Regions from separate parts of the Homo sapiens genome. Here region 1 is linked to region 2. Evidence: chromatin loops called from intact Hi-C (ENCODE). Cell type or tissue: Caco-2. All regions are shown on one strand. Links, peaks and the distances in the headings refer to the core of each region. The heading gives the core; the rest is flanking DNA.

The links. A loop is a pair of places that touch in the nucleus more often than their neighbours do. Peaks named below come from ENCODE experiments on the same cell type or tissue, not always from the same donor. Only the 100,000 strongest peaks of a DNase experiment are listed, where the experiment ranks them.
Region 1: a loop joins it to region 2, with 7 times the contacts of the local background. A loop is called at or near these places in 6 of 110 quality-filtered maps.

Annotation. Positions count from the first base shown.
Region 1 is chr2:85,981,841-85,992,743 of GRCh38, forward strand. It overlaps LOC105374843 (a long non-coding RNA gene), which reads right to left. Exons shown (of 3, transcript XR_940318.3): 3 at 1-1,649. Among named protein-coding and RNA genes, the nearest start is that of ST3GAL5-AS1, 98 kb to the left of the region's middle. In Caco-2, for the core only: no CTCF peak of the experiment used is centred there; no DNase peak of the experiment used is centred there.
Region 2 is chr2:85,929,031-85,939,933 of GRCh38, forward strand. LOC124906031 (a long non-coding RNA gene) reads right to left here and starts at 8,521. Exons shown (of 2, transcript XR_007087120.1): 1 at 8,296-8,521; 2 at 5,598-5,642. In Caco-2, for the core only: no CTCF peak of the experiment used is centred there; DNase peaks (open chromatin) are centred at 5,219 and 6,901.

The DNA of each region.
Region 1 (10,903 bases), core at 1,456-9,455, 52 kb after region 2:
GGGTCCCAAGGTCCAGGCCTGGGTGCTTCCTCTGTCATTCCTTCCTGACTTCACCCTCTCTCTAGGACTGAAGGACTCCTAAAGCTAGATCTCCAGCCCAGACCTTTACCCCAAACTCCAGACTTCTATACCCAACTTAAAACTCGACCTTTCTACTTGGATGTCTAATGGGCAATTCAAACTTTCGTTGTTTTTTTTTTAAGACAAGGTCTTGCTCTAATGCCCAGGCTGGAGTGCAGCGGTGTGATCACAGCTCACTGCAGCCAAAACCTCCTGAACTCAGCCCCCCACCCAAGTCGCTGGGACTACAGGCACATGCCGCCATGCCCGGCTAATTTTTTAATTTTTCTGTAGGGATGGAGTCTCGCTATGTTAGCCGGGCTGGTCTCCAACTCCTGGGCTCAAACAGTCCTCCCACCTGGGCCTCCCAAAGTGCTGGGATTACAAGTGTGAGCCACCCAGCCTGGCTGCACCCAAACGACATCTCCTATCCACCTAATGTGTTCCTCTTGTTTTTTGTTTTGTTTTGTTTTGAGACGGAGTCTTGCTCTGCCACCCAGGCTGGAGTGCAGTGGCACGATCTTGGCTTGCTGCAACCTCCGCCTGCCGGGTTCAAGCGATTCTCCTGCCTCAGCCTCCTGAGTAGCTGGGACTACAGATGCCCACCACCATGCCTGGCTATTTTTTGTATTTTTAGTAGAGACGGGGTTTCACCACGTTGGCCAGGCTGGTCTCCAACTCTTGACCTCAAGTGATCCACCTGCCTCGGCCTCCCAAAGTGCCGGGATTACAGACGTGAGCCACTACACCCGGCCCTCTTGGTCTTCTAACTCTCAAATAAGGGCAACTCCAGATGCTCAGACAAAAACCCTGGGGGTCATTTTTGATTGCTCTCTTCCTCTCATGCCCTTCATGGATCGGTTAGTAAATCACGTTGGCATACCTTCAGAACACATCCAGAGCTCAGTGTTTCTTACCACTGCTTCTAATATGGCCCAAACCACCCACAGTCCTCTCCCACGTCGCTGCAGCAGCCTCCTAACTGGTTTCCCTGCCTCTGCCCTCACCTGCACCATCCACTCTCCACCAAGCAGCTGGAGTAAACCTTTTAAAAACTCAAGTCAAATCATTCTACTCCTCTATTCAAAACCCTCCTGTGGCTTTTCATCTCATGCAAAGTAAAACCCCAAATCCTTAGCGATGGCCATGACGCGTGACGTTGTCTGGTCCCCAGCACCCCTCTGACCGGGTCCGCTCTTTCCCCACGCTCACTCCACTTGAGCTCTGCTGGTCCCGGCTCTTCCTTGGACGCACTGAGCATATTCATTCCTGCTTTGGGGTCCATGCACTTTGCTGCTCCCTTTTCCTAGGAGAGTTGTGCCCACATAGTCACAGGGCTTGTGTCCTCACTTTACATATCACCTTGTCAAAGTGGCCTTCTCAGATCACCCTGTACAAAAGCCCAGACCTACCCCTACCCCTGTCTTCCTGTCCGCTCTGAGTCCAGCTTCACTCCTTCTTTACAGCACACATCACCATTTGACATACTCAACAACGACGTTTCCACAGTTCTCGCCTTCTCCATGGCCCCTGCATGTCATGTCAACTCTGTAGACTCGTCTGTTTTGTTCACTGCTGCATCCTAGAGCCTAGAACAGAGACGGGGCACATAGTAAGAGCTCAATAAATGTCACCGAGTGAATGAATGGATGACAGAGGGCAATTGTCAGCAATGGAAAACTAATTGCCTCCATTTATTGGGCAGATTCTTCTGCGTAGAGTTTTTTATTTGCATTTTTTTTTTTGAGATGGAGTTTCACTCTTGTTGCCCAGGTTGGAGTACAATGGTGCAATCTCAGCTCACCACAACCTCCACCTCCCAGGTTCAAGTGATTCTCCTGCCTCAGCCTCCCGAGTAGCTGAGATTACAGGCAAGCGCCACCACACCCAGCTAATTTTGTATTTTTAGTAAAGATGGGGTTTCTCCACCTTGGTCAGGCTGGTTTTATCTGCATTTTACGAGAATACCTTGTGAAGGAGATACAACCGTTCCCATTCACAGTTAACACTGAGGCAGTTAACACATGCCATCAGCCTCTGCCCCCTCTCCTGGGGCAGCCCGTTCCCCCCACCCCGAGGGCAGGCCTCACTGGGAGAGCTCTCCCAGGTTCTCTCCCATTTCATTAAATCTTATATCATCTCTAAGAAGGAGGGGCCTGAATCCCCACTTTACAGTTGAGGTCAACCAAGACTTCTCTAATGGCAAACCAGAACTTCAAATATGGCCATCTCGGGCTAGCAGTGGGATGGAAGACCAGAGAGGTGTGAAGTGACACCCGAGGGAGAATAGTATCTAGTGGAGCCAGCACAGCCAAACACAAGGAAAAAAATTAAAAAATTAGCCGGGCATGGCAGCATGTGCCTATAGTCCCAGCTACTTGGGTAGGGGGCTGAGTCCGGGAGATTGTGGCTGCAGTGAGCTGTGAGTGTGCCAAACACAAGGAACTGTGTTCCAGGAGCCTCTGGCTGTCATCTCTCTTAGTCCTGGGGGGCATCCAGCTTGATCTTTTAGTCATCATTCCAGGGGGCGTTGAAGGGTGTGCCTTTAATCTGGAATGCTGGAAAGATTCCCTGTCCTTACAAACGCAAAAGTCGGCCGGGCGCCGTGGCTCACGCCTGTAACCCCAGCGCTTTGGGAGGCCGAGGCGGGTGGATCACGAGGTCAGGAGATCGAGACCATCCTGGCTAACACGGTGAAACCCAGTCTCTACTAAAGTACAAAAAATAAGCCGGGCGTGGTGGTGCGTGCCTGTAGTCCCAGCTACTCGGGAGGCTGAGGTAGGAGAATCGCTTGAACCTGGGAGGTGGAGGTTGCAGTGAGCCAAGATCGATCCACTGCACTCCAGCCTGGGCTACAGAGCAAGACTCCATTTCAAAAACAAACAAAGGCAAAAGCCATGTCTACATAGAGCTGGGTTTTTGGGAACTGCCACGTGGGAGAGTGGAGGGGAGATTGGGCAAGGCTTCCGCAGTGAGCCTTGGTTTCTGGTGGGTGCCTGCAGCTTCTCCCAGGAGCCTCTCTTGCCTAGGATGCAGCATCCCCAAGCAGAGGAAACAGAGCTGCTTACAAGCTGGGCTGAGTGCTAATAAATTCAAATTGTATGGAAATGCAGAAACACTTAAATATTAAAAAAAAAAGCACTTACCAGAAATGCTTTAGATGCAGAGAGAACACATGCAAATGTGTTGAGCTTGTATATCTCACCTTCCAGATAGGAAGCAATTCTATTCTCCCAAGGCCTAGCTATCTCAACCCTACAAGAAGAAGACCCCACCAGAAAGGCCTACAGAAGCCCAGACTTAAGGATGATCACAGTCTCTAAGTTTAAAAACCAGGACATGCCATCAATGAATGAATTAAAAAAAGGTGATTTTTTTTTTTTTTTTGAGATGGAGTCTCGTCTGTTGCCCGGGCTGGAGTGCAGTGGTGCGATCTCAGCTTACTGCAAGCTCCACCTCCTGGGTTCACGCCATTCTCCTGTCTCAGCCTCCCGAGTGGCTGGGACTACAGGTGCCCACCACCATGTCCGGCTAATTTTTTTGTATTTTTAGTAGAAACGGGGTTTCACCATGTTAGTGAGGATGGTCTTGATCTCCTGACTTCGTGATCTGCCTGCCTCAGCCTCCCAAAGTGCTGGGATTACAGGCATGAGCCACCGCGCCTGGCGAGTGATATGTGTTTATAATACAATACTATGCAGCCTTTAAAAAGAAGGAAATCCTGTCATTTGTGACAACAGGGGTGAACCTGGAGGACATGACGTTAAGTGAAATAAGCCAGTAACAGAGAAACAGATACTGCATGTTCTCACTTCTTTGTGGAATCTAAAAAAATAATTTAATAGAAATTAGGAGTAGAATAGTGGCATGGGGTAGGATGGTATTGGGGAGACATTAGTCAAAGGACACAAAAGTTCAGTTAGGAGGAACAAGTTCAAGAGATCTGTTGTATAGTGTGGTGACCGTAGTTAATAGTAATGTATAGTATGTCCGAAAATTGCCAAGACAGTAGATGCTAAATGTTCTTATCATAACAATAAGTAGGTGAGGTGGTAAATATATTAATTAGCTTCATTTAACCATTCCACAATATACACTTATATCAAAACTTCATGTTGGAAAGCATAAATATCATTTGTCATTTGTCAATTAAAAAAAGAATCAGACACATAGTCTCACAAATGCTGTTTCTCTGGTTTGCAATTGTATTCATGTTGAAAATCCAGCAAATGCTGCTGGCTGTATACGCTTCTTGCCCTAATGCTGGACTGAAAAGCAGGAAATTCTGTGAGAGTTAGACCACCATGGATAGACTGGGATGTATGGTCACCGAAGGTGTGATGCTGAATAAGAAGAAGTTTGGTCAATCTGGGGGCTGAATTTCAAGGCCCAGCGCGGTGCGGTGGGGAGAACAGAGGCTTCACGTCAGATAGCCCTCCGTTGGCATCTGATACTGTCCCCTCCTACTGAGGACCCAGGAGAATCGTTGGCAAGAGGATTGGTGATAATGACATAAGGGGCCTCAGCCCAAGGCCTAGCTCATCAGGCACTTAATGAATGGTATTAATGTCACCTCTAACTGCCGTTCTCCATTCCTGTGGCCTGCTGGGACTTGTCACCAAAGCTGTCTGGGTAGGGGTGCTCTGTGCATGAGGAGAAGCCTCCTCTTTCCTGTTCACCTGACCCTGTTCTGCTATCCTGGGCATCAGTTAACTTCACACTAAGTGCTGGAATCAAGGGGCATATTCCTCTGCAGGCATTCCAGTTAGACTCTGTCCCTGGCAAATAGGTTTCAACTCACTTTTCACCTCCAAACAATTGTTTAATACTGGTTTGGACCGGGCGTGGTGGCTCACGCCTTTAATCCCAGCACTTTGGGAGGCCGAGGTGGATGGATCACCTGAGTTCAGGAGTTCGCGACCGGCCTGACTAACATGGTGAAACCGGTCTCTGTCTCTACTAAATACAAAAAAAATTAGCCAGGCGTGGTGGTGCATGCCTGTAATCTGAGCTACTTGGGAGGCTGAGACAGGGGAATAGCTTGTACCTGGGAGGCAGAGGTTGCAGTGAGCTGAGATAGTGCCATCGCACTCCAGACTGGGCAACAAGAGCGAAACTCCATCTCAAAAAAAAAATATATATATATATGTATATATATATGTATTTGAAGTGCCCTGTTGAGAACTCTGGGCTTCTAGAAAACAATGCTGCAATTGATTGGTAATGTCGGCCATGGCCTAGGAGAAGAGAGCAGGGCACGCAAGCTCCATGGTCGAATTCCAGACCCAGGGCTCCCTCCCAGGCAGGCTGCTCACATTGGGCTCCCCAGAAGGTGACGCCAGGACAAGGATTTGTGTGCAAGTAGTTTTTAAAGAAGGGATACCAGGAGTGGGGAGTGGGACAAGGAAGGGATAGAAGGGAAGAGACAGAAGCCTATACGGGGGTGCTAATAAGTGGGTTCCCACTAAGTTACAGAGGCCCACCTGGGGGCACCTCTGGGAGAGGACAGGGAATGTTCCTCAGAGTTTTCCACCTGAGGGGAGAGGGAGGGACAATTTATCCTGCCATGCTCCCCAGCCTGCCAGCCCACCCCACAGTGAGCCCTGAGTTGGAGGTCCTGGTGGCTGTGGGAGACACCCTTGTGCACTCCTGGACAAGGTGCCAATTCCAGAAGTCCCAGTGCCCTGCCTTATCCAGGAATGGCCAGCTCTGCACTGACAGTGGCACTGAACCCAAAGTTCACAAGGGGAGATTCTGGAGTTGGCCAAACCTGGGTTCAAATCCTGGCTCCAGCTGTGTGACTTTGGCAAGTTACTGGATTTCTCAGCATCCCCTAACAACCTAGAGGCAACAATTTGGGTTGTTGCGAGGGTCCCCTGATACTCCCCTCTGAGATCTTCCCTGACACTCAGCTAACTCAGCATCTGCCTCCCCCACCCCTGTCTTGCATCTGCCTGGCTCTGCACACACATATAAAACATAAATTTCCCAGAGACCCAGCCTCAATCTACTTGAGAAGATCTGGGAAGAGAGTCTCGAGCTGCCACAGGGGACATAAAAACAGGCAAATTGCCTCCAGACACAACGCCAGCCTGGAGATCCCCAACAGGCAGGAGCTGACGGTCCACTGCCGGGCAGAGGGAGGATGGTTGACAGGCCTTTTATGCTCATTTTTAATGACCTTTTTAAAAGTTCTGTTTTTGCTTTTGTTTTATAACATCCATCAGAAATAATAATGTTGTGCAAGTATACAATTGATGCAGAAGCAGATACACATATTAGGGAGTGTGCTCAAAAATATTTTATGAGTGCATAACCAAAAAACTTTGGAGACAACTGCAATCGATCCTCCTTTCTTGGCCTGGATAACGCATCTGGCCTTGCTTGCTCTTAACTCTCCCCACACCCTGCTCTGCTTGTCTCACTCTCTTCTCATAAATTATGTCTTGCGAAAATTCAGTCCCTGGCCTCTAAAAGTTTAGAAAGGAATCTGTTACATGTTACTTGTATGAACACCATGAGAAGCCAAATCCTGCCCCGTCCCAGCCTTGGATTATTTTTCCTGGGCCTCTCTCCCATCCCCACCTCCTGACCCATCTCCCACCTGTGCTCCAGCCAGACCACACCTTGGCAATCCTCCAGGCAGAGCCTCAGTGTCCCACCCCAGGCATTTCCACAAGGTGTGTCTTCTCCCAGCCCTGCAGGTCTTAATCGCCTCTGGCTCCAAAGCCCAACACAGACGCCGCATCTACCACAAAGCTTCTCTGGATCCTGAAACCACCAGGAGACACATCCTCTAGTGCTTCCTGGAAACTGTACCTGACATGTGCCCAGTGAGACCTGACACATGCTGCTTTGGGTCAGGACATGCTACATAACTTGTGGGGCTCAGTGCAGAATGAAACCGTGGGCACCCTGTTTAAAAAGGGAGAAAAAGGTGTTGCTGAAAGTGCTAAAATGTAAAGCTTTCTCCTTTCCTCCACGGTCTCTCTCTTTCGGCATGTCATCCTGTTTTTTGTTCTCTATTGACGTCCGTGCTCCATCAGGCACGAGGATACCAATATCAGTGCAGACCCTCACAGGCACCTGGGCCCCCACCCTCTACCCCGGAGCCCATAGACCACTGGCTGCCCTGATCCCCTCCCACTATAGCTGCTGGGTCAGCATGTTGAGTTATAGCTGCTGAGTCAGTGTGCTGGGCCGGGCATCTCCCTATTCCATGGGCCTGCTGCCCCAACCCATGGGGGACGGTAGACCCCCAGGGATATCACCATTTCTGCGCTGGGATGCTGGATCAGGGGTGAGCAAGAGGTCTACCCCTGCTGATTGACCCACCAAGCATAGTGTTAAGCTGCCCCCATGCCTTCCACACCTTAAAGAACTCACAGTCTTGGGTAGTATTTCTCAAACTCTGAGTACCATCTTCCCATATTTCGCTACAGGTACTATCATTTACTTAATACTTTTATTTTTTAGAAGGGGTCTCACTCTGTCGCCCAGGCTAGCGTGCAATAGTGCCATCATAGCTCACTGCAGCCTCAACCTCCAGGGCTCAGGCGATCCTCCCACCTCAGCCTCCAGAGTAGCTGGGACTACAGGCATGTGCCACCAGGTCTGGCTAATTATTAAACATTTTTTAGAGACAAGAACTTGCTTTGTTGCGCAGGCTGGCCTCAAACTCCTGGCTTCAAACAATCCTCCTGACTCAGCCTCCCAAAGTGCTGAGATGACAGGCATGAGCCACTGTGCCCAGCAAATACTTAATATTTTTCTTTAGAGTAACTAATTTTTTTACCTGCAGTAAGTTTGCTCCTAAGGGAGTCTATGTACCCCTGTGCAATTATCTTAATAGATGGAATGTGATAATCACATATTTTTCTAATGCACATCAAAATCAATACTAAACTATTAAAATGTTTAAAATGCCTGTTCACATATCACCAAACGGCATCTCGTGGGCCAGCCCTGGAATGAGCTGCCTTCAGGGAAACACTGATTATATTGAGGAGGTTTGACTTACACAATGTGCAAGGATAATTATAACATAAAGCAGGGCTGGTCATGTTTGAGACCAGTGTGAGGCCCTCACTTAAAAGGCCTCACGTTTGGGGTTTAATGCTCTGAGTTGATTATCTTGAATGTTTTTTACCCTGAGATGGAGTTTCGCTCTTGTTGCCCAGGCTAGAGGGGAATGGCAAAGTCTCGGCTCACTGCAACCTCCGCCTCCCAGGTACAAGCAATTCTCCTGTCTCAGACTCCCAAGTAGCTCAGATTACAAGCACCTGCCACCATGCCCGGCTATTTTTGTATTTTTAGTAGAGACAGTGTTTCACCATGTTGGCTAGGCTGGTCTCAAATTCCTGACCTCAGGTTATCTACCCGCCTTGGCCCCCCACAGTGCTGGGATTACAGGCGTGAGCCACTGTGCCTGGCTTATCTTGAAATTTTTAATGATTTTCTCTTTGAGTTTGTGTTTTGTGAGTCGATGAGAGGATGAGGCGTGTGCTGGTGGTTTGGGCCTTGGCTTACGTGCCATCATGCCTTCTGCACCCTTCCAGGATGGGGTCTAGAGCATCACAGTCAGTAATGAGCCAAAGCTGGGTGACTAAATGAACAAATCAACTAATGAAAACATGGACACCCAGGAGCCTGAGCTTCTCCTTTTAAAATTTTGTTAAGTAGGACTGTTACTGATTAACCAGTTCACTCAAGATTAATGTATACACATTTTAGAAAAAATGATTAAAGAAATTAATTCCTTTAAAATATGTAGGCGGTGGCTCACACCTATAATCCCAGTACTTTGTGAGGCCGAGGTGAGTGGATCACTTGAGGTCAGGGGTTCTAGGCCAGCCTGGCCAACATGGTGTTTGTGTCTACTACAAATACAAAAATTAGCTGGGCGTGGTGGCGCATGCCTGTAATCCCAGCTACTCGGGAGGCTAAGGCAGGAGAATCTCTTGAACCTGGGAGGTGAAGGTTGCAGTGAGCTGAGATCGCGCCACTGCACTCCAGCCTGGGCGACAGAGCGAGGCTTTTTCTGAAAATAAATAAATAAATAATAAAATAAAAGATATAGAAGCTTGTTTTGGAATAACCTGCCTGCCCACTTTTTTGGGGCCTTTTTCTGACCAGGAAGTTCAGGCATGTGACCTGGAGACAAGCAAATGTACCACGTGATGTGAAGTGAACTCTCAGCCAGCCTTGGGCTTCCTTAGCCTGGGGACTGCATCCTCCAGGTGGTCTGAGATGACACTCTGTGACATGCATTTCTCAGGGTTTACCTTGTAGGGCTATGTGACTAGCAACTAGCAAGTCATACCCTTGGGAGGCCCTGGGTGAATACATGGCCAAATATTTATCATCAAAAGTTGCCAGCCCTTAGAGAAATGGCCTCCGTCTTCATCTTTCAATCAAATGTCACTTTATCAAACAACAGAGCCACAACATTTTTAAAAGGACAAAGACTGAAACGTCACCCATGACAAACATTTTGGAAACAAGATTTTCTAAAATGGAGAAAATAGAGGAACACATAGTTCGTGGTCATAGGCTGGCCACACCACCTGCCACTTCATTAGTCTTTGCCTGGGGACTTTTTGTTTCCTGATAATCATTAATATATATTTTTATGGGTTGTTTACTGGCTACATTTAATAGATGACAAAAAGGACAGTCTGAATATGTTGTTTTCCATCAACTGGAACATACCACTCACGTTTTCCGTATTTTGTATGAGAATCTTCATTCTGAAGTTTTGCAGTAAGCATTTTGAGTGAATGGACACATTTTAGGACTGACCACATAAATCAAGAGATGGATGTACATTCTTATTTCATTTTATTTTTTAGTTTTTAATTTTTTTTAGACAGAGTCTTACTCTGCCATTCAGGCTGGAGTGCGGTGGCAAGATCTCAGCTCACTGCAACCTCTGCCTCCCAGGTTCAAGCAATTCTCCTGCTTCAGCCTCCCGAGTAGCTGGAATTACAGGTGCGCACCACCACACCTGGCTAACTTTTTTGTATTTTTAGTAGAGACAGGGTTTCACCATGTTGGCCAGGCTGGTCTCAAACTCCTGACCTCAAATGATCCACCTGCCTCGGCCTCCCAAAGTGCTGGGATTACAGGTGTGAGCCACCATGCCCGGCCAGCATTCTTATTTTAGAAGTCAAAAATTCACACATCATTTTGCTTTCCAGATACACTCGGTGTTTCCAGTTCTTAGTACATTCTTCCAGATTTCGTCTGTGTTTCTGTGCAAGTGTGTGGCCAAGTGTGCGCATACCCACACTGTGCTGTCTGTTACTCACTGTGCCTCTTTCACTTGACTCTACCTGGGACATCTTTTCTCGTCAGTTCATAAAAATCTGTCTGATGAGAGGACTTTTTAAGATGACTCATCAGGCCAGGCGCAGTGGCTCATGCCTGTAATCCCAGCACTTTGGGAGTCTGAGGCAGGTGGATCACCTGAGGTCAGGAGTTCGAGACCAACCTGGCCAACATGGCGAAACCCCGTCTCTACTAAAAATACAAAAATTAGCTGCGTATGGTGTCAGGCACCTGTAATCCCAGCTACTTGGGAGGGTGAGGTAGGAGAATTGCTTGAACCTGGGAGGCGCAGGTTGCAGTGAGCTGAGATCGTGCCATTGCACTCCAGCCTAGGCAACAAAAGTGAGACTCCATCTCAAAAAAAAAAAAAAAAGACGACTCATCAGACACATTTTTGGGTCAGGCTCAAATGAAGTTCATGATTGCAAGGGTATTCTAGACTGACCCAAAGATTTTCTCCCCAACACCAAAAACTGGAAAACAGCCTGACAGTCATTAATTCCTGAGGGAACAG
Region 2 (10,903 bases), core at 2,032-10,031:
TGGTGCGTTTACAATCCTTTAGCTAGACAGAAAAGTTCCCCAAGTCCCCATCGGTAGGAGAAGTCCAGCCGGCTTCTCTCACTGGCACTCGCCATGGGACTTTGCAGCACCTAGCTTGGGCACTCCAGCCACCCAGAGGGAGCTCATCCCCTGATCAAGCCCAGCAGGCACTTGCTGAGCCCACGCTCACCTAGAACCCGTGTGTGCGCACAGCCCTGGCTCCTGCCCACACCTTTCCCTCCACACCTCCCCGCAATCAGAGGGAACCAGCTCCGGCCTCAGCCAGCCCCAGAGAGGGACCCCCACAGCGGCAGCTGCGAGCTGAAGGGCTCCTTGAGCGTGGCCAGAGTGGACGCCAATGCCAAAGAGGCACCGAGAGTGAGCGAGGGCTGCTAGCACGTTGTCACCTCTCACCTGCACTCCCAGCTACTCGGGAGGCTCAGGCAGGAGAATCACTTGAACCTGGGAGGTAGAGGTTGCAGTGAGCCGAGACCATACCACTGCATTCCAGCCTGGGTGACAGAGCGAGACTGTCTCAAAAAAAAAAAAAAAAAAAAAAAAAAAGGAAAGAATGCAAGTAAAAGCAATTACAAATGGCAACATGTTAGAGGACTGTTTGTTTCTTCTTCTACCTCTCCAGGAATGTCCTCATTTTTTTCTTCTTTTTATTCAACATTTGCCCACTCAAATCCCAGTTCAAGTTTCCCTACTTGTAAGAAATTTTCTGACTTTTTTGCCCCACAGTAATTCTGACCTTTCCCAAGTCTCTTGCATTTAGTAATTACCACATGATATCACTTGTTGTTAGCTTATCTCCCATCAATGCTCCTTGGGGTGAGGAATTGTGTCTTTACTCTTCTAGTGTGTCTGTGGTTCCCAGCTCAGTGCCAGACACACTATGGTTAATCAATAACTACTTGCTAACCATGCATTTATAATGGATAAATATACACTTACAAATATGTATCCGTATAATATTAGTTTATCAGGATTTAGTTCGTTTATATGAAAGTTGTTTGGAAACTGTGAAGAATAAGCAAAAAGAGTTGTTGGACTTGAGCCATTATTTTGGTCTTGGTTAAGGATGAGTTCCTGAAATAATTTATTGTGAAGATGCACACAAGGTAACCCCAGGGAGCACACCTCCAAGAAATATAGCCAGGGCCCACAGGACCTGGGGAAGCCACACAGCTTTTTATTCTCTGATTCTTTCTCTCAATCCCTCCCTCCCCGTGTTCCTCATTTCTGCCTCTCTTAGCTTGTTTTATGGCCTTGAAAATCTCCTAATCTGCAATAACTCATTGTTTTGGGTTACCATGGTACCAAAAATGGCCTCAACTCTCCCTGATCTTACAACTCCAATGGCCCACATTACTTAACTGGTTTCTGTGTCTGTTATTTCAAATTCCAGAGAGAGAATCTGAATGCTCAGCTTGGATCAGTTCCCTCCTCTGGTTCAATCAGTTGTGACCAGGGAATGGGTCCCCCAGGAAAACATGTCCATTCAGGCAGCACCATCTTCCTGGGGGCTGTGGAGCCCCTCCCAAGTAAGGAGCCTGGTCTACAAAGGGCCACCCTGCTGAACACACTCAATTCCCAGCTACTCAGGCCCCAACAACACACTCACCCTTCATGCAGTCATTGGCTTAGGGCTATTCATTTCAACAATAATTTTTTTTGGCTGCCCTGTACCTTCCCAGAATACTTGAGGCCCTGGAAAGGGAAAGGAAATCTTGAATTATAATGGCCCTGACTTCCAAGATCTTTTTCTAGTGGCTTGACTCAACCATTGGACCGACGGGCCAGTTAAAGGCTAGAACATGGAGTAAGTATGGTAATTTCACAACAGAAATGTGGGAACACAGGCTTGAAAGATAGGCCAACAACACTAGATGGAAATCAGCAGCTATCTTCGACTATCAGATTGACAAATATTAAGAAGAATGACAACATGCAATATTGGCAAGGTGTGGGGAAACAGGTACTGTCATGCACTGGTGATGGGAGTGAAAAATGAAGCAATGCTTCTGTAGGCTACCTGGCAATCTCTACCAAGATAGTAAATGTTCATTCCCTGATCCAGGAATTTATGTAAGTTCAGTTGGCTCTCCAGATCCAGGAGTTTATGTAAGTACAGTCGGCTGTCCAGATCCATGGGTTCTGCATCTGTAGATTCAGCCAATCTCAGATCAAAAACATTCACTTAAAAAAAAAAAAAACTGTGGCCAGGCACAGTGGCTCATGCCTGTAATCTCAGCACTTTTGGAGGCCGAGGTGGGTGGATCACAAGGTCAAGAAATTGAGATCATCTGGCTAACATGGTTAAACCCCATCTCTACTAAAAAAAAACAAACACACAAAAAATTAGCCGGGCGTGGTGGCACACGCCTATAGTCCCAGCTACTCGGGAGGCTGAGGCAAGAGAATCACTTGAACTGGGGAGGTGGAAGTTGCAGTGAGCCAAAATTGTGCCACTGCATTCCAGCCTGGGCAAAAGAGCGAGACTGCCTCAAAAACAAACAAACAAACAAACAAACAAACAAAAACTGTGTCTGTTCTGAACATATTCAGACTTCTTTTCTTGTAATTTCCTAAACAATACAGTATAACAACAATTTACATAGAATTTACATTGTACTAGCCATTATAAGTAATTTAGAGATGAATTAAAGTACACTGGAGGATGTGCATAGGTTATATGCAAATACTTTGCTACTCTATATCAGGGACTTGAAGATCCAGGAATATTGGTATCCATGAGAGGTCCTGGATCCAAGCCCCCATGAATACCAAAGGACAGGTTCAAGGATGTTTGTATATGCATGTGAATGCAGTGTTTTTCAGAGGAGAAAATAAACACACTTAAATGGCAAATAAGCTTTCTCAGGTGGATTATAATATTATAGAATACTATAAACTATTAAAATAATGAGGTAGCTCTATACTAGCATTTAAAGATAACCTTTAAATACACACAAATGTTTTGTTGTGTGGAGAAAAAACCAGGTGATAGGATAGCAATTCATGTAGGATCTGATTTACATAAAAATTTTCACATTCAACTCTGTGGACATTAGACACAGACTGGGAGGAGTTACCAAAATGTTAAAGGCAGGCTAAGATTTCAAGTAATTGCTACTTTTGCTTTTGTATTTTCTGTATTGCTTGAATTTGCATATTTATTTTCATAATCAGAAAACTCAATAAAGCCAGCTTCCCCCTACCTTTGTCTTTTTTAAAAAATAACCCTTTCATTTTAGAATAGTTTTGTATTTACAGAAAACTTGAAAAGATGGTGCAAAATTCCTATATACTCCACTCCCAGCTTTCCCTATTATCAACAACTTATATTAACATGATACATTTGTCACAATTAATGAACAAATATTGATGCATTATTAACTAAGGTACATGCTTCATTCAGTTTTATCGTTGTTTTTGAGACAGGGTCTTGCTGTCGCTCAAATGCAGTTGTGTGATCACAGGTAACTGCAGCCTCAACTTCCTGGGCTCAAACGATCCTCCCACCTTAGCCTACCGTGTAGCTGGGACTACGGGCATGCATCACCACATCCTGCTAATTTTTGTATTTTTTGTATAGACAGGGTTTCACCATGTTGTCCAGGCTGGTCTTGAACTCCTGGGCTCAAGAGATTCACCCACCTTAGCCTTCCAAATGCTGAGATCACAGGCGTGAGCCACTGCCCCCAGCCTCAGATTTCCTTTAGTTGTTACCTAATGTCCCTTTTCTGTACTAAGATTCCATCCAGAATATCAGATTACATTTAGTTGTCATGTTTCTTTAGGCTTTCCTTGTCTTTTTCTTGTTTTTGATGATGCTGACAGTTAAATTTTTTTTTAAATTTTTATTCTCTTTTTTCTTTTTTTTTTTTTTTTGAGACAGTGTCTCACTCTGTCACCCAGGCTAGAGAGCAATGGAGTGATTTCAGCTTACTGCAACCTCTGCCTCTGGGTTTAAGCGATTCTCATACCTCAGCCTCCCAAGTAGCTGGGATTACAGGTGCATGCCACCACACCTGGCTAATTTTTGTATTTTTTGTAGAGACGGGGTTTCACCATGTTGGCCAGGCTGGTCTCGAACTCCTGGGCTCAAGTGATCCACCTGCCTCGGCCTCCCAAAATGCTGAGATTACAGGCATGAGCCACCGCTCCCAGCCAACAGTTTTGAGGAGTACTTTTCAGGTAGATTGTGGATTACCCCTCCATTGGGATTTGTCTGATGTTTTTCTCATGATTAGACTGTGGTTACGGGTTATTCGGAGAAAGACTACAGAGGTAAAGGGCCATTCTCGTCACATCATATCAAGAGTGCATACTATTAGCATTACTTATCACTTGATGTTAACCTTGATCACCTGGCTGAAGTAGTGTTTGTGAAGTTTCTCCACTGTAGTTATTCTTGTTTTCCTCTTTCACACACATGTATGCTTTGAAGGAAGTCACTATGCAGAGCCCACATGGAGGAGGCGAGAGTTATCCTCTACCTTCTTGAGGATGAACTATCTACATAAGTTATTTAGACTTTTCTACTGGGAGATCTGTCACTTCTCCATTTTAAAATTCAATCATTTATTTTTATTAGTATAACTCATAAATATTTATCTCACACTTTGGGTTATAGTCCCATATTACTTTATTTTGTTGCTCAAATTGTTCCAGCTTTGGCCTTTAGGAGCTCTTTCAATTGGCTCCTGTGCTCCTTTGACCTCTTCCCATCAATGTGAGTTGGTGTGTGTGTGTGTGTGTGTGTGTGTGTGTGTATAAAACACTTCCTTACTTTCTGGCACTACATGATGCTCCAGGCTCATCTCATCTTGTACATTTCCTGCCTGTCCTAAAATCAATCTTTCCTTTATGAGAAAAAATAGCGAACATCTGCCTCTGACTAGTCACATAGTTGGCCCTTGCTGTAAAGAGGGAGGATCACTTGAGTCCAGGAGTTCCAAACCAGCCTGGGTTACATGGTGAAACCACTGCTCTGCACAAAAACTTATATATAAAAAACAAAATTAGCCAGGCTTGGTGGCATGCGCCTGTAGTCCCAGCTACCCAGGAGGCTGAGGTGAAAGGATCACTTGATCTCAGAGTTCAAGGCTGCAGTGAGCCATGATCACACCACTGCACTTCAGCCTGTGCCACAGAGTAAGACCGTCAAAAAAAAAAAAAAAAAAAGCCACGTTTGCTCCTTCTGCTCGTTCAGAAACCTCTGACTCAGTGACTGAGCACAGCCCTCTAGAAGAATGCTTTGACCATGATAAGCAGGATAGAGAATAGGTTCCCACATCTCTTGCCTGATTACCACATTTTTAGAAAAGATAAGTTCAATGATTCTAGCCCTTGCCTTTTCCTGTACATAAGACAATGACAGGATGAAGAATTATGCTTCTGTAATCTATAACCAGATGTACTCTTACACCCAAACTTTGATGAGATTTTGCCCGAATGTAACTTCTAAATGATTATTACTTAACAATGACCGGCAATTCTGTTTCAATTAAATGTTTTTAACCTTTTGACATCTTTGGCAGGTTTCCCCAGGATCAAAACCCTAAATTAATTGGTTTTTTTTTTTTTTGGCTTCACATAACTTTGAGATTTTCCAGTTGGGGTTGCTGAAAAACCTAAAAAAAAAAAAAAAAGCATCTGTCATCTTGCACAGATGTTAAATGATTAGACTTATTTGGTAAATTATAAGGAAAGCATTATCAAATCATAAATGATACTAGGTCTTCCAGTTATATTTATGGGTATGTTATTGATATAAATGTTCTATAATTATATAAATTCAAAAATATTCTAATATGTTATCTGTCAAATAATTTTGATTGTAATGTTAAATGTTTTCCAAAGTTACATTTCCAAAGTATGGATGTTATTAATGTGAGCATTCTAAAGAGTAAATAAAATTTATAAAAGTCTGATGGTCCTGATGGGCCACTGTCTGTCATCATTCTGGTTGTTATCTTAAAATACTATATGTAATAGAAAGAACTACATTTTCTTCAATTGAGAACTTTCATCAGATTTTAACCATGGCTATTATAAGTTTTTGTCATCCACAGTTATTGTTTTGAATTATTCTCTAAGTACTCTTTTTTTTTTTTTTTTTTTTTTTTTTGAGACAGAGTCTGGCTTTGTCACCCAGGCTGGAGTGCAGTGGTGAGATCTCAGCTCACTGCAACCTCCACCTCCCCGGTTCAAACAAGTCTTATGTGTCGGCCTCCCAAGTAGCTAGGATTACAGGCGTGCACCACCATGCCTGCCTAATTTTTTTGTATTTTTAGTACAGACAGGATTTCACCAGGCTGGTCTCGAACTCCTGACCTCAAGTGATCTGCCCACTTTGGCCTCTTAAAGTTCTGGGATTACAGATGTGAGCCACTGTGACTGGCCTTAACAAGTACTCTTGAACACAGATGTCTAGTAACTTTAAGATCAATGGACTAAACAAAAAATTCCAGAACTCTAATGAGAGCATTTACGAAGATTGCCAAACAACAATCAGAACAAGAATTACATGGGACTGAACTGATGGAGAACTAAAACGATTTTCATGGGGCTGAACTGATGGAAGGTTACAGTGATTTTTATGACTTCTGTTTGAAACATTGCTGATTCTATTTATATTTTGTTTTCCAAAGTGAAGAATGCTTCTTTTCTTTTGAGCTATTTTTATCTTACAACAATTGGATAAAGTTTACTTTTGTGAACAAAATTAAAACATTTACCTTTCTCTCTACCTAAATTCTTCAAAATTGGACAACTATTCTTCAATGGCTAAAGCCACAGTACTGGTCGCCCACTGACAAGAGATGAATCATTATTCAGGAGAATGGCATGCAGCCTTGTGTTGTGACCTACCCCATGCTGCTAGCAATCTGGCCTGCCTGCAATAAGAAGATTCTTTTCCCCTGCCAAGAGAGGTAACTTCCTGGGAATGAGCCTGATAACATCTGACAAGATTAATGATTGTGCCTCTGTAATCTACCCACCCAAACTTTGATGAGATTTTGCTGTAATGTGACTTCTGAACACAAGCAGAGAACCTCCATCACCCGTATATAAGCTGTGGGCTGAAATACTGCTTTGGAGCAGTCTAACAGAAACGCTCTGAAGGACCCCTCTGGGGTTGGATTCCTCTGTAAGACTCTGAATAATACTAACTTTAAGTGTCTAAAGGCTTTTTTTGTTTGTTTGTTTGTTTTTGTTTTTGTTTTTTTCTTTAGTGGCCATTTCCAAGGAGCCCTGGTTTCTTTTATTGGAGGATGGCATTATTAGAATCTGTGCATCAAGTGTGCACATTACAAATAAGTTAAAGCCAGCTTTATTTTCATAAGGAATGAAAATCATCAGCCATGTAGGTAGACAGGGAAGGCCAGTGGCAGAAGAAGGGTCCCTGTTAGGAAGGCAGGCGGGACGAGACACTTTCCCTGGGAGAAGGGTGTGGCTGGGGCTGCGTCACAGGAAACTTGCAGAACAAAGAGAGTCCACTTAGCCCTGTTCTGACCCCATCTCAGGGTTCCTCCTGAGTGGCCAGTGGGCTGGGGGTGGGAAGAAGCAAGGGCTCTCCTCTCCCTCTCTCTCTATCCCAGGGTCACTCAGAGCACGCGGGAAGGGGCAGGAGTGGGAGGTCCCTCCTCGGTGCCCGGCTGCGCCAGCTGCTGCCGTGTTCTGGTGTACCAGGCCGGACCTTGCGCAATGCCTTTGGGGTAATCTTCAAACCTATGTCTGCTGATCACTCTCTTTAGCTGCCTGGCAGTACCGCAAACCCAGTTGTGGAAAGTCCCACCACAAGGACCTTGACAGAGGTGGAGGCCCTCCCCATGCAGAAGCCAGAGAACTGCGCCCATTCTCCCGGTATCCTTCCGTGGGGCCTCAACACAGGCGTGTACTGCTCAGTGCGCATGTGCAGTCAGGTCTGGTCGGGGCTGGTAGCGGGGCACGGGGAGGTGGGAGCTGACTCTTGCCCAGCCCTGGCCCACGGCAAGGTGTCAGGTACACTTGGTGACCGACCCAATATTAGCTCGCGAGTAGGGTTGCTAGATTTAGCAAATAAAAATATAGGACATACTTGTGCTAAATGGGGCCTGCTTATACTAAAAAAGAAATCCGTGTTTATTTGAAATTAAAATTTAACTAGGCATCCTGTGTTTTATCTGGCAGCCTCACCCAAGAGAACTGTCTGAGGACTGTCTCAAGCCAGAGCAAAGTCAGAGTTGGGGCTCTGCCCATCAGGGTGTCCTCTTTTAAGTCAGGTATCAAGTCATCTCTTACCCAGTCATTTTGCCTGAAATCCTGGTAATATTCAACACTTCCCCGGCTGACAAAAGGCAATTAGAAGTGTCAGCATTTGTTTTGCCATGCGGTGGGGTTGGGGACACTGACTGTGTCATTTACCCTCAGTCCCAAGCACAGCACCAGGGGCTCAATGTCAGGGTGATATCCAAGGAGCTGAGGCGCATGCGCCAAGAGTGTGGAAAATTCAAAGACGGCACCTGAAAAGAGAATCAACTAATCTACTGAGCCAACCAGGATGGGAGAACTGGGAAAGATGAGACAGTGGCCAAGTGTTACGGGACAATGGGGAGGTGGGTGTGGTGGAAATCTGGTGACATAGGCCCACATGCACCTGGATGTGCACCCTTTCCCACTGTGTGTGCCAATAAGGATAAGATGACCTCTGTCCTAACCCTGTATAAATGACATAAACTACAGCCAATAACTTTCCCCCATTAATATGCCTTTCTCAATGAAAGCAAGATATTCGGCTGGATGCAGTGGCTTACACCTGTAATCCCAGCCCTTTGGGACACTGAGGCAGGTGGATCACTTGAGGCCAGGAGTTCGAGACCAGCCTGGCCAACATGTTGAAACTCTGACTCTACTAAAAATACAAAAAATTAGCTGGGCATGGTGGCAGGCACCTGTAATCCCAGTTATTCAGGAGGCTAAGACAGGAGAATCACTTGAACCTGGGAGGCAGAGGTTGCAATGAGCTGAAACAAGCCAAAATCGTGCCACTACACTCCAGCCTGGGTGACAGAGCAAGACTCAGTCTCAAAAAAAAAAAAAAAAAAAAAAAGACATTCAAGCAGGCATAGCAAATATGGCATTTGCCAGTTCTCAGTTGAGAGCTGTGCTCTCTCCCATTGGATATGGACACTGCCTCAGACTCATGCTCAGCACCCTACACTGACCTTGCTAACAATACAAAACCCTTATTCCATCTCTGGTTTCTAGCTGCTTATTTCATCCCTATCCACTTCCCTGATCCCTGGACAATGCTATCGGACTCCCTGAGTCAAATGGCCCTATACATTTATGAGGATTTTTATTCTCTTTGTTTTCTTTCTGTAGCTGGGAAAGTGCTATTTTTCAAAATTTCAAGTCATTGTTCAATCCCTAGACCTGCAGGGAAGATAGCACAAGCTGAGACAGGGAGAGTCTGTACTGGGGGCCAGGGGAGTGATCGTGGGAATGTTCTTACTGGCAGCCTGAGTCTAGATGCTGGAAGATGAGTACCAGGCTTGCTTTTGGACTCCAGCTTTTTCAAAAGTGGGTGGAAAAATTATTGTACTCCTATCAATCACAATGTGACATGTTCATCTGAGTAAAATCCAACTTTGAAATGTTACATATTTTCATGCCTAAAGACTCAATCTAAATAGTTTCTGCTTTGAATTATGTGATTTACTTGAAAATTGCAGTGTACTCATCATTTCCTCCGGAAGCTTTATATCAACCTTTGACCCAAAGCAGAAAAGTTCTGGAGAAAATAATGAAATGAATGTTGGTGGCCTCATTAACATGTTAAGCACTGTGTCTAAGGCAGAAAGGGTCTTCAATAAATGGTAGCAATGTTCATTCTCCTTCATTAATTTTTGACAAATAAACATTTTCAAAATGTATCTCTAGGCTAAAGGAGTTCAAAGAAATAACAGTCACACATGTACTCAGGACTTCCATAGAAAGCTTTAAAAAAAGACATGATAATTATTGTCTAGGGTTTCTGAACCTTGTCACGATTGACATTTTGGGTCAGATAATCTTTGGTGTGGGGGCCTGTTGTGTGTACTGCAGGATGTTTAGCAACATCCCTGGTGTCTCCCCACTAGATGGGTAGCACCCTCTTCTCAATTGTCATAACCAAAAATCTCTGCAGACATTACCAAATGTCCCCTGGAGGGAAGGGCGGTGCAAAATTGTCCCCAGCTGAGAACGACTGATCATTGTCAAATCACCTGTGGTAAGGCTAACCGAAGGCAACAAAACCTTTGTTAAACCACAACTGTCTTAGAAAGAAGGGAGTATGTTATGCAATAGGACACTTTGTTCATCTTGGATCCAGTGTAGCCGAAACAATGTTGAGATAAAAGAACAAGGTTGGAGGTCACAATTCTCAATTTCAAAACTTACTAAAAAGCTACAGTAACCAAGTCAGGGTGGTACTGGCATAAGGACAGACATAGATCAATGGAACAGAATTGACAATCCAGAAACAAATCTTCGTATTTATAATCAATTGATTTTCAACAAGGGTGTCAAAACAATTCAATGAGGAAAATAATAGTATTTTCAGCAAATGGTACTGGAACAACTGCATATCCACATGCAAGAGAATGAAGTTGGACCTCTGTCTTATACCATATACAAAAATTAACTCAAAATGGATCAAAAGCCTAAATGTCAGAGCTAAAAAATTATAAAGCTATTAGAAGAAAACATAGGCATACATCTTCATGACCTTGGATTATATATGACACTAAAAACATGTGACAAAAGAAAAAAAGAAACAAATTAGACTTACTCAAAATTTAAACTCTTTGTACCTCAAAGAACATAATCAAGAAAGTGAAAAGACAACCCACAGAATGGGAGGAAA